3 separate regions of the Homo sapiens genome follow, and all the other regions are linked to region 3. Evidence: read pairs that join two places in POLR2A ChIA-PET (ENCODE). Cell type or tissue: OCI-LY7. All regions are shown on one strand.

Evidence for each region. ChIA-PET counts read pairs that join two places held together with the same protein. Peaks named below come from ENCODE experiments on the same cell type or tissue, not always from the same donor. Only the 100,000 strongest peaks of a DNase experiment are listed, where the experiment ranks them.
Region 1: POLR2A ChIA-PET joins it to region 3 with 5 read pairs; 2 of 35 experiments call an interaction of 5 or more read pairs at or near these places.
Region 2: POLR2A ChIA-PET joins it to region 3 with 6 read pairs; 17 of 35 experiments call an interaction of 5 or more read pairs at or near these places.

Annotation. Positions count from the first base shown.
Region 1 is chr9:21,117,062-21,121,061 of GRCh38, reverse strand. No RefSeq gene overlaps it. Among named protein-coding and RNA genes, the nearest start is that of IFNW1, 23 kb to the left of the region's middle. RefSeq lists an enhancer at 1,812-2,071. In OCI-LY7, no CTCF peak of the experiment used is centred here; a DNase peak (open chromatin) is centred at 1,791.
Region 2 is chr9:20,638,497-20,642,496 of GRCh38, reverse strand. No RefSeq gene overlaps it. Among named protein-coding and RNA genes, the nearest start is that of MLLT3, 18 kb to the right of the region's middle. In OCI-LY7, no CTCF peak of the experiment used is centred here; a DNase peak (open chromatin) is centred at 1,896.
Region 3 is chr9:20,556,925-20,560,924 of GRCh38, reverse strand. The region is part of intron 2 of MLLT3 (MLLT3 super elongation complex subunit); the gene reads left to right. Among named protein-coding and RNA genes, the nearest start is that of MIR4474, 57 kb to the right of the region's middle. In OCI-LY7, no CTCF peak of the experiment used is centred here; no DNase peak of the experiment used is centred here.

The sequences.
Region 1 (4,000 bases), 560 kb before region 3:
GCAGGGGGGATGCGGGGGAGCTCTGCCTAACTCATGTTAATATCAGGGTTCCCGACATGCTACCCCAAAATAATGGCACCTTGAAAATTCAGAAAACTGCAGACTCAAGGTCATTCTCTGACCTTGTCTAACCTTTCTGTGTGAAAGTTGGCCATAAAATAATGCTTTGTCCTATCTCCCCTGAAAGTAGGTCGCAAGACCCCCATGTGACAGGTGTCCTTCCCTGCTTCTGGAGGAAAGGAATAAAGACACAGAGACACCAAGAATAATCTGAACAAGTAGGCCTTGCTAAGTCCCCCCTCAGTTTATTAACAATACTTCATATCCCCTTTTTGTCCAATATGCTTTTACATGACTGTCCATTTTTCAATAAACCTAAGCGTAAAAATAGACAGTTTCCCTGGGTCTTTGGATCTTCATTTCTAAATCGTCTTGTCTCTCATAAAAAAAATTGTTTCTAAAATTAGTTATGGTTTTCTCTTGTTAATCTTCTTTTATTATAGGGGTATTAGCCATGAACCTTGTAATGGGTGAGAAAAAGACACTACTTTTTCTTTCTCACAATAATGACCCTTCTCCTTTATGCAAACACAACCAGAGGGTCCTACACTCTTCACCGCCAGCCACAGTTAGAATGCTCTCATCAATGGATTGATGGCCCAGGGATACACAAGGGCTGTGCTGAGGCTCAGAAAACAATACCCCAAAATGACGGCCACAGAAGCAGCCTCAGAAGCAAAACTTTCTCTGACTTCCTCCTGCCCCTCTCTCTTTGACCCTTATTCTCTAGAATCTCTCTTCCCAAGGCAGGCCATAGAAACCAGAAATCCTTTCCCCAATGACAACCATAAAACCTAATCATATTAATTCAACCTTCTCCTTGTCTTTCTGCATAAAAACTGGCCATAAAGAAATTATTTTACCTGTTTTATCTAAAAGTAGATTATAACTCCATTCAGAGAGGGCCCTGCCCCATTCCCAGAGTAAGGAATGTTGCACAAAAAAGCCCAGAAGAATCTAGACAGACAGGCCTTGCTAGGCTTCCTCACTCAGTCTATTAGCATTAGATCATGCCCTTTTTATCCAGTCATTTTTCTACATAGCTGTCCAATTCTTCATTAACCTAAGCATAGAAATGGTGTCTTTGGCCCTTCAATCTGAAGGCTCCCATGACACATAAAACTATGATAAAATTAATTTGTATGCCTTTTCACCTATTAATCTATCTGCCTTTTGTCAATTGATTTTCACGGAACCTTCAGAGGTCAAAGGGCAAGATTTCCCCTGGCCCCTACAGCTGCCCACCCAACATCTTCTACCAGGTGCTACCTGGACTCCCTCTGCGAGAAACTCCACATTGGCTCTATCCAATACAGACTTCAGTGAGCCTCCAGCCTGGGTTTACTTTTCTCTTTCGGTATCAAGCACTTGTCTGAGCTGGACGTATTTAATCCTCACAACCACTCTCAGGCATAAATGCAGCCAGGCCTAGAGTTAAGAAGAGAATACACAGACAACACACAGCAGCTGCTGAATAAGCACCAGCTCCATTCCCTCCACAAACAGGTGAACATGTCTATTATCGGTTTTCTGCAGGAGCTTCCTGTCTCTGAAGCAGTTTCTGGCACTTCTTTAAAGTTAAACCAAAAACCCTTCATACCATTAAAACTTACAACTAAATGCAGTTTTATTTCATCATAGATAAACAGGGACTGTACAATGACTGCACAGGGACTGTACAGTGAACCGGATGGTGCAAAAATAACAATAAGAATGATGCAACAAGTGAAAAGGGAACTAAATGTGAGTTGACAAATTGGATTTGAAGAATGGAGCGGGGATTCCTCTCTTGCCTGGCACGTGCCTGAGGAGAGTGCAGCTTATCTTCACAGAGCACAGGATCCTTTTTCTGGCTTCCTGAAAGATGCCTGTGTTATTCTGGTGAAAGCTTTTAGCTCCTCAAATGGTAGACAGAACCAAGAAACCAGGAAAGTAAAGTGTGCCATTGTAGACAGCTGGTGTGTGTGTGCCAGGTAGCAGTGCTTCTGTCTATACCCTGGGATCTTTGCTGCAACATGCTTGCTTCAGTCACCAAGTGAATGGCTATTTCTGCCTCTCCATTGTGAGTAGTTGAGCTGGCATTAAAATGTTCCCTGGCCAGTTTTCTTGAAATTAACTCACTTTCCTGCAGAACTAGCACATTAGGGAATAATCCTCCAATCAGTTTCAAATAGGAGAGCTAACGTTTAAGTACCCTTAGTTAAGTGCCAGGAATCATTCTGAGTGTGTTATATAAATTAAACAATTAATCCTTGCCACAATTTTACGAGGTAGGACTATGGTTATCTTAATTTTACAGGTAAAGGAACTGGGCACACAGAGTTCTATTTCCTTTTCCTGTGTTAAGACATCCAAAAATAGTATTCTGCTCCTTGAAATAAAAAATATGATATGGAATATGAAAGGAAAATCTTCAGGGAAATAGCATAAATAAAAAACAATCACAACTTCTGGAAATCAAGGACACACTTAGAGAAATGCAGTTTTAGCAATAGAATTGAACAAGCAACAGAAAGAACTTCAGAGCTCTAAGACAAGGTTTTTGAAGTAACCCAATCCAACTAAGGCAAATAAATAAGAATTTTAAAAAAGAACAAAGTTTCCAAGAAGTTTGGTATTATGTTAAATGACCAAACCTTAGAATAATTGGTGTTCTTGAGGAAGAAGAGAAATCTAAAAGTTTGGAAAACATATTTGAAAATACAGTTGAGGAAAACTTCCCTGACCTTGGTAGAAACCTAGACATCCAAATACAAGAAGCTCAAAGAACACCTGACAAATTCATCTCAAAAAGATCATCATCTAGGCTCATAGTCACCAGGTTATCTAAAGTCAAGATGAAGAAAGAAGCTTAAGAGCTGTGAGGCAAAAGCATCAAGTAACCTGTAAAGAAGAAACCTATGAGAGTAACGACAGATTTCCCAGCAGAAACTCTACAAGCTAGAAGGGATTGGGGTCATATTTTAAGCCTCCTTAAAAAAAAAACAACTATCAGCCAAGAATTTTGTATCCACCAAAACTAAACTTCATCAATGAAGGAAAGATAGTCTTTTCCACATAAACAAATGCTGAGAGAATTCACCACTACTAAGCCAGCACTACAAGATCTGCTAAAAAGAGCTCTAAATCTTGAAACAAATCCTTGAAACACCAAGCTAAAACCTCCTTAAAGCATAAATCTCACAGGAACTATATAACAGTAACACAATGAAAAAAAAAGGTATTTAAGCGACAAACAGGCTGATGAATAGAATAGTCCCTTACACCTCAGTACTAATATTAGAATGGCAAAATGGATAGGAATTCACCAATCAAGTTTCTGCTGTCTTCAGGAGATTCACCTAACACATAAGGACTCACATAAACTTCAGGTAAAGGGGTGGAAAAAGATATTCCGTGCAAATAGACACCAAAAGTGAGCAGAAGTAGCTATTCTTACATCACACAAAACAAGCTTTAAAGCAACAGCAGATAAAAAAGACAAAAAGGGAAATTATATAATGGTAAAAAGACTAGTCCAACAGGAAAATATCAGAATCCTAAATATATATGCACCTAAAACTAGAGTTCCCAAATTTATAAAACAATTACTACTAGACCTAAGAAATGAGATAAATGACAACACAATAATAGTGGGGGACTTTAATACTCCACTGACAGCACAAGACAGGTCACCAAGACAGAAAGTCAACAAAGAAAAAATGGACTTAAACTATAGCCTAGAATAAATGGACTTAACAGATATTTATAGAATACAGGATAGAATGCTATCCAACAACTGCAGAATATACATTCTTTTCATCAGCACATGGAACATTCTCCAAGATAGACCATATGATAAGTCATAAAACAAGTCTCAGTAAATTTAAGAAAATTGAGATTACATCAAGTACTCTATCGGACCATAGTGGAATAAAATTAGAAATCAACAGCAAAAGGT
Region 2 (4,000 bases), 82 kb before region 3:
CCATTTAACCACCATCCAGATGAAGATACTTCTCAAGATTCTCTGTGTTCTTTCTCAATCAAGCACTATTTCTCCTGTTTAGATAGTTGTTTAAGCCTTTTCAATGGACACTGACCATCTTTCAGTTTCTTTATCTCTCTGTTTCTGACTGCCTGCTTGTCTCTCCACCTCTCTTTCTCTCTCTCTCTCTCTCCTGTGTGTGTGCGTGTGTGTGTGTGTGTGTGTGTGTATTTTTCCCTTGTCCCTGGGGCTTCATTTTACTTCTGTTCTCTCTCTTCCTTTTTGGCTGATAAATCCTTCTGTAACCCAGATCTCAGCTGAGATATCACCTTTATCAAGAAACCCTGTCAGTTGCTGGTATGGGGATTTGCCTAAATAACCTTGTTATGGTTATCTTAGCTTGGGAAAAGGAGAAATAAAACATGTTGAACATGTTTTGATGTAGAACATAGAATATATTTGTTTTGGGTAAACGAATTGGAGATAGTATTTTACTTGTAGGTGAGACCTGGTCACCAAAATATTTTCATTCCTAGTATTAGTTTAAACATTGCTGCTGTAAGTTAGCTATCACAGCAAATCAATAATATTTAAGTCATAGCTCCTTTCAGTGGATCTCACTAGTAAATAAGCCATTGAAAAGTATGACCATATTTATTTTTAGTGAACTAATGTTTTATAATATACATCTAGTAAAGTATACATAACTTAGTGAGTAGTCTGATGAATTCTGATGACTGTATACCTCTGGGTAACCAATATCCCAACTGGTTTCCAAAGTAGAACTTTTCCAGCACCCCAAATAATTCCTTTGTGCCTTTTTGGTCAATTCCTCTAAAATGCAGTTACTGTTCTAATTTCTACCACAATTCATTGGTTTCGCATGTGTTGGAATGCCATGTAAGTAGAATCAGATAGTATATGTATATTCATGTATTTTGCTTCTTTTGCTCAACATAACGTTTTTCAGATTCATTTATGTTGTTGCATATATGAGTAGTTCATTCTTATTTTATTACTGAACAGTATTCCAATGTAGTATATGTGGCACAATTTATCCATTTTACCAATTTTCATATTGGTGGACATACGGACTATTCCCTATTTTGGCCTATAACAAATAAATCTACTATGAACATTCTTACGTAAGTCTTTTTGTGAAGATATGTCTTTATGTTTCATAAACACCTAGAAGTTGAATCCAGATGGATCATAGAATAGGTATATTTTTATCTTTATTAGAAACTGTTAAACAGTTTATCAAAGATTGGTATTATTTTATACTCCAACTAGAAATGTATGCAAATTCTACTTGTTCCACATCCACATCAAAATCTAGTGTGTCAATCTTTTTAATGTTTGTCCTTTTAGAAGTGTGAAATGATTTCTCATTGCAGTTTTCACTTGCATTTCCCTAATGATTAAAAATGCTGAGCACCTTTTCTACATGTCTGTCCTGGAATCTTTAAAGTGTGGCTCTTGTTCTCATTCTTACAAAATGGTGCTGGAGCTCTAGCTGTCACTGCGCCGTAGGCAGAAGGAGGAACAAAGGGTCCAGATCTTACAGTCATGTATCTGCTGAGTCTTTCTCAGAAGCCTCACCCATGGGCTTCTCTTTCTATCTCATTGGTCAAAATTATGTCACATGCCTAACCAATCTGCCAGGAAGGCTGGGTAAAGCAATTTTTTAAGCAGATCTTCCAGGTTTCTATTACTGTGAAACAAACCAACTCAAAAGTTAATGGCTTAGAATGAAAATGTGTTTTTCTCACAAATAGGCCATTTGGGCAAAGCTTAGCAGAGACAGCTTGTCTCTGCTTCACTTGGCATCAGCCTAGAGGCAATTGTTGCTGGCTGCCGGCCAAGAAGACTCACACAGTTGGAACTGTGGTTAGAACACCTACACATGAGCTTTTCATGTGGGTTCTTGGATTCCCACACCACGATAGCTGAGTCCCAAGGGTGAGGGTCCCAAGAGAGACTGAGGTAGAAACCATATCGCCTTTTATGACCTGGAAGTCACACATTATCACTTGTGCTGTATTCTATTCATTGTGGAAAATACAAAGGTCTGCCTGGTTAAAGGGGAAGAGAAGTCGATTTTACAACTTGATCTGGGGGTGGCGAGGTATGGAAGAGCAAGTGGACCAAAATATTGCTGTGGGCTGGGCCCAGTGGCTCACGCCTATAATCCCAGCTCTTTGGGAGGCCGAGGCAGGTGGATCATTTGAGGTCAGGAATTTGAGACCAGCCTGGCCAACATGGTGAAACCCCGTCTCTACTGAAAAAATACAAAAATTAGCCAGATGTAGTGGCGCATGCCTGTAATCCCAACTACTTCAGGAGGCTGAGGCGGGAGAATAGCTTGAACCTGGGAGGCGGAGGTTGCAGTGAGCCGAGATCGTGCCACTGCACCCCAGCCTGAGCGACAAGACTGAGATTCCATCTCAAAAACAAAAAAAACAAAAAACAAAATATTACTGTGGCCATTTTGGGGAAATACAATCTGCTACAATTGGGCATGTTGCTTACCCCTAACTAAGCTGGGATTCTCTTCACAAGAAAGATGTGGCGAATAAATATTGGGTAGGCAAGCTGAGTTTCTGTCATGTTCTTTACACATATAACATTATAATTGTTTGCTTTCCACTAGACTGTAAACTCCATAAAGACAGCAGCCAGATTTGTCCATCTGTCTTTATTAATTATTGGTTCCTTAGGGCCTAAGGAAAAAAAAATAGGCATTCAAGAAATATTTCTCAATGAACAAGTATTAAACTAAATAAAACCATATATAGAATATCAGTTTTAGAAAATAAACTGTGATGAAACATTAGGAAAGAATGTAAAAATTGAAATTTTAAGTCAATAACCTGCCAGCCTGGAGCTGGGAGCTGTGGCTCACACCTGTAATCTCAGCACTTTGGGAGGCTGGGACAGGTAGATCGCTTGAGCTCAGGAGTTTGGGACCAGCCTGGGCAACGTGGCAAAACCCTGTCTTTACAAAAAATACAAAAATTTGTCAGGTGTGGTGGTGCATGGCTGTAGTCCCAGCTACTCAGGAGGCTGAGTTGGGAGGATCACTTGAGCCCAGGAGGTTGACGCTGCAGTGAGCCATGATTATGTCACTGTACATCAGCCTGGGTGACATAGTGAGACCCTATGACAATAAATAAGTAAATAAATAAATAAAAACCTATCAGGCTGGGCAACATAGTAAGACCCTATCTCTACAAAAATCTTTTTAAAAAATTAGCTGAGTGTGGTGGCATGCACCTGCAGTGGCAGCTATTTGGGAGGCTGAGGTGGGAGGATCACTTGAGCCCAGGAGTTCAAGGCTGCAGTGAGCCATGATCACAGCACTGCATTCCAGCCTGGGGGATAGAGTGAGATTGTCTCTAAAAAAAAGTCAATAACCTGCAGAAAGCCCAATAAACATATATGCTAAGGATTAAAACAAATCTCATTCTACTTTTTAAAATAAAAAACAAAATAAAGTGCTATTTAGTGAGGCAATCAGAGACCAAAAGCCAGTCCTTATGACTTTTCTATACATTACTTTACATTGGTTTAGAATATCCAGCCATTGACCATTATTTGCTATTGTTGGAGACAGTTTGGAAAATGCATGCTCCCTGATCCTTACTGGATCAGTATTGAGGTCAAGAATTTGTTCATTCTGTGAACTATCTCTTCTTCATCCTTAAGTACATTTTTAGCTTACATAGTTTAAAATCTTTATTTTCTCTTTTTATTTATTTATTGATTTATTTATTATTTATTTATTGCTTTTTAGTTTTAGAGACAAGGTCTCATTCAGTTACCCAGGCTGGAGTGCAGTGGCACTATCATAGCCCACTGTAACCTCAAACTCCTGGACTCAAGCAATCCTCCCACTTCAGCTTCCCGAGTACCTGGGACTACACGTGCACACCACCATGCCCAGCTAATTAAAAGAAAAAAAATTCCTTGTAGAGACGGGGTTTCTCTGTGTTTCCCA
Region 3 (4,000 bases):
GAAATGTTACCAATACGTAGAAATGATAAGCATGCAAGGTGATGACACCCCAAATTCCCTGACTTGATTGTTACACAATCTGTATGTGTAAAAAATACTCACATGTACCCCATAAATATGTAAAATATTATGTATCAATGAAAGAAAAATAATAAAAATAGAATAAAAAATTTTTTAATAAGAGTGTAAGGCTATCCTCTCTGCATAGAATGCTGTCTCCTGTTAGCCCACAATGCTCCCCGCCCACAATCCTTAAAATCTTAGATGAAATGTTATTCCCTGAGGACCTTCACACCCAGCTTCTTCTACTATTAGGTTTTCGGGCACACCCTATATCTACTTCTTTTGTGCATCAACATCACGTTTGTAAAAATTCTTTAATTTTGGCTTACTCCCTTGCTGTTTATCTAGCTCCAAAGAGCAGGAACTGTTTGTCTTGTTTTTGCTCTTTTCCCCAACTCATGGCTCATAATGGGTGCTCAGTAAATATGTGTTGAATGAATGACAGTATAGTTGGTATAAATCATGCTTATTTAGTATGTAAGATATAATATGTTTTCTTTTGCTAATTTTCGTATACATCATCTTTCAAAATAGTAGTTGTGGCTTTTTGCCTCCTTCTTTTAAAAATGACTACATACCTTCTGTTTGCATGTATTGAAGGGATCTGGTGTCTGGGTATCCAGATGTTATTTCTGATTTTTTTTTCTTCACTTTAACTTATGCATGGCAGCTATTATTTTGCTATTTCCCAGGCTTATAATTCCAGAACCCTCAGCAGGAATAAGCAGACAGTAATGAATTTCTATGTCAACTTCACAATATGTTTCATTTTTGTTGGTACAGAAAACAACACCTGAGACTGCTTGAAAAGTACAGGTTTATAGTGTGAGCTTTTAGGAATCATGTTATCCAAGTCTCCCTTATTTTATATCTGAAGAAACCAGTGGCACAGAGAATGTATCTGGTGTTGCCCAAAGTAAAATGACTAGTCTGGTTTGTGTTTACGTAGGGTTAAGAACATAGTCACTTGCTTCTGTGTTAGTACTCTTGCTGCTACAAAATCCTTGTATTTGTCAGAAAGTCAGTCTTTCTTTTTACCAAAACTATGTTGTGCATATTGAACATTCAGGAGTGACTATTCCATAAAATATGTATTTTATGCTCTCTCAGGCAGTGGTGATAACAGGTACACAACATTTGACAGCACAGAGTAATTTATCCTACATGACTCAGGTGGAGGAGGCACTCAAATTAAAGGATGCCATGTGATGCATTTCAAAGGGGTGAAGTGATTTGGCCAAAGGCTCTGCCATAGTAAAATTGGTCACCATGCCTCTGCCTACCCCTGCAAAAGGCATTGGCTTTGAAATAAATATCCCCATATAATAAACTCAGCAACTTATCAGATAAGTTAATGTGGAGTGCCAAAATAAAGAGAAGTTTTATTCTTCCGGAGTGCTATTCTTACCCTTTGCACTGGTGTAAAATGCCCCCACCCCTCTGCTTTCACAAAAACAGCTTGGAAACTGGAATGGCAACTTGAACACCACTTACTTTAACCAGTTAACAAAAGCTTTGTTTATTTTATGTTTCCTTTTAATAGCAAAAGTTAAAAGTGTCTCAGCTTTTAAAAGTACTCATACATATGTTTTGCAAAGGAGTATCCTTTGCTCTCTTTAGGAACACAAATATTCCAAAATACTTATATCAGTATTTTAAAATGGAATCGTATTATAAAGTATAACTTTACTTTTATATAAAATTATTTTTAGTAAAAACAAATTAGCAAAACTGCTCAGTGAATGATTCCCGAGAGACCATATCCCATGAAGCCCCATTTTCCTGCTACAGGGTTCCTGGGCCATAAAGGTGGACCTGGAACAGGATAAAACAACCATTGTGCTACAGTCTACCCTCATCATTCAGCCTTTTAGTGAAAAAGACAAGCAGCCGTCAGGGTGATTCAGACCCTTCACCAGGACTGTGACTAAGCTATGAGAAAGATGCTCTCCCCTTCCTTTCTGTTTGTAATGCTGGCAAGTTTCAAATCCGAAACAGTTTGTAGTCATGGTCCCAGTCTTGTGGAAACAGAGCTTGCTGATGCAAATGATGCCAACAGTTTCTCATAGTGGGCAAAGTAAGTATGAATTGCATTTGCTAAGTGATATTCCAGGGATGTCCTTCAGGCAGTGGTCATAAAACTACAGTGTACTTAAGAATTCCCTGGGGGTTTGTTTAAAAATGCAGATTCTTGATCTCTACCCCAGACTGAGTCAGCCTCTCTAGGGGTCCAGGAATCTGTATTTCACACAAATATCTCAGCTGAGTTTAATGCTTTTGGGTGCTGTTGAATTGATAAGAGCCTATTCTTCAACTTGGCAGCTGAGGATGTGATGCTGGCTTGCATTTAGGCACAAGTGAGGTTTAGGTTTATTGCAATGAAAAAGTTATATTGCAGTTCGGGTTGGAAAGATGCTTCCTGGTTGGGTGCAGTGGCTCACGTCTGTAATCACAGCACTTTGGGAGGCTGAGGCAGGCAGGCAGGCAGATCACTTGAGGTTAGGCACTTGAGATCAGCCTGGCCAACATGGTGAAACCCTGTCTCTACCAAAACAAAAACAAAAACAAAAAATAATTGCTTCTGAAGGCCAAATATGGGGCTGCGTTTATTAGGGCAAATCATTTGTTAAAAAGAAACATTCTTTCCTGAAGATATGATTTTGGGGATGGTTGTTGTAGTGGTCGCTGAAATCAATGGTTCTGTGTTCATACACCTGCCAGCCCATGTTCTCCAGAGCTGCTGTTTAGTACTGTCCTTGGCTTCCTTCTTGCAGCCTCTTTTTCTGTTTTCAACCAACTGTAAAAAGTGAACTACAGCCAACTGTAGGCCTGAACAACTGGAGAGGAGAGGAATAGGCAGTGATGTCTGTATCAATCGTCTATCCAGTTATTTTTTGGTTTTCTTTGGTTATCAATATAGGTTATCCCCCTCTAATTATTTTCCATGTATTGTCTCTTGATTCAAGATAAGGAATGAATGAAGCCCTGGGAATAGAAAGTGTGACCTTCTCCCAGCAGTTTCTTCCCAGGACTTGCCCTCTCCCGGTACTTTTTGCCACTAGATTTTTCTGTTTCTGAAACAGGGTAGAATTACTCGCTAATTAAAATACCTTTGCTAGTGTTTCTCTTCCTTAACCCCAGTTGATTTACACAGAGTTTTTATGGACCGTATTATATTCTCACTAGTGCCTTTCTCTAGGAAGGGACTAATGGGGTTCATAGATATTCTTGTTTGTTTCTTGCAAGTAAGCAGTGCCCTGAAATAGGTGAGGAAGTAGCAATTTATAAAGATGTGGGCTAGTGTCTACACAGTAAAAATCTGGACCAGGTGTGGTGATAGTCACTGTAGTAGAAATTTTGGTGGGGGCAATAACGATGATGTGGCAAAAACTGTCAAGCAGGGCTTTAAAGGTTTTAGCTATATTAATTCATTCAGTTTACAACACCCCCATCAGGTAATGTTGATTATAATTCCCATTTTAAAGATGAGGAAATTGGACCACAGAGAGATTAATTGGCTTAAACTAGTAAATTGTAGAGGCAGATTTTGAAACCAGGTAACCTGCTACCACATTCCATGCCCTCAACCCCACTACCCCACTATGTTATTCTGCTCTCCTACCAAATTAGCAGTTCACAGCACCTGACCAAAAGCCCCTGCTTAAGGAAGAATGGTGGAATTTGAGGAGGACTGGGTCTGTTTTCTTGGTGGTATGAACAGGGGCCAGGAGGTGGGAAAGTGCAAAGCTTGTGGAGGAAATGATGTTCCTGAGACTCCAACTGCAGGTGCAAACCGAGGAGCTGTTGTTAGTTAAAGACTGGAACAGTAGGTTGCGTTCTTCTTCTGAATCGTAGTCATTGAGTGCAGACCGACTGCTACTGGTATAGCTCCATGGTCTTCAAATCTTGTGCTGATTGCATACGTTGTCATTATAAC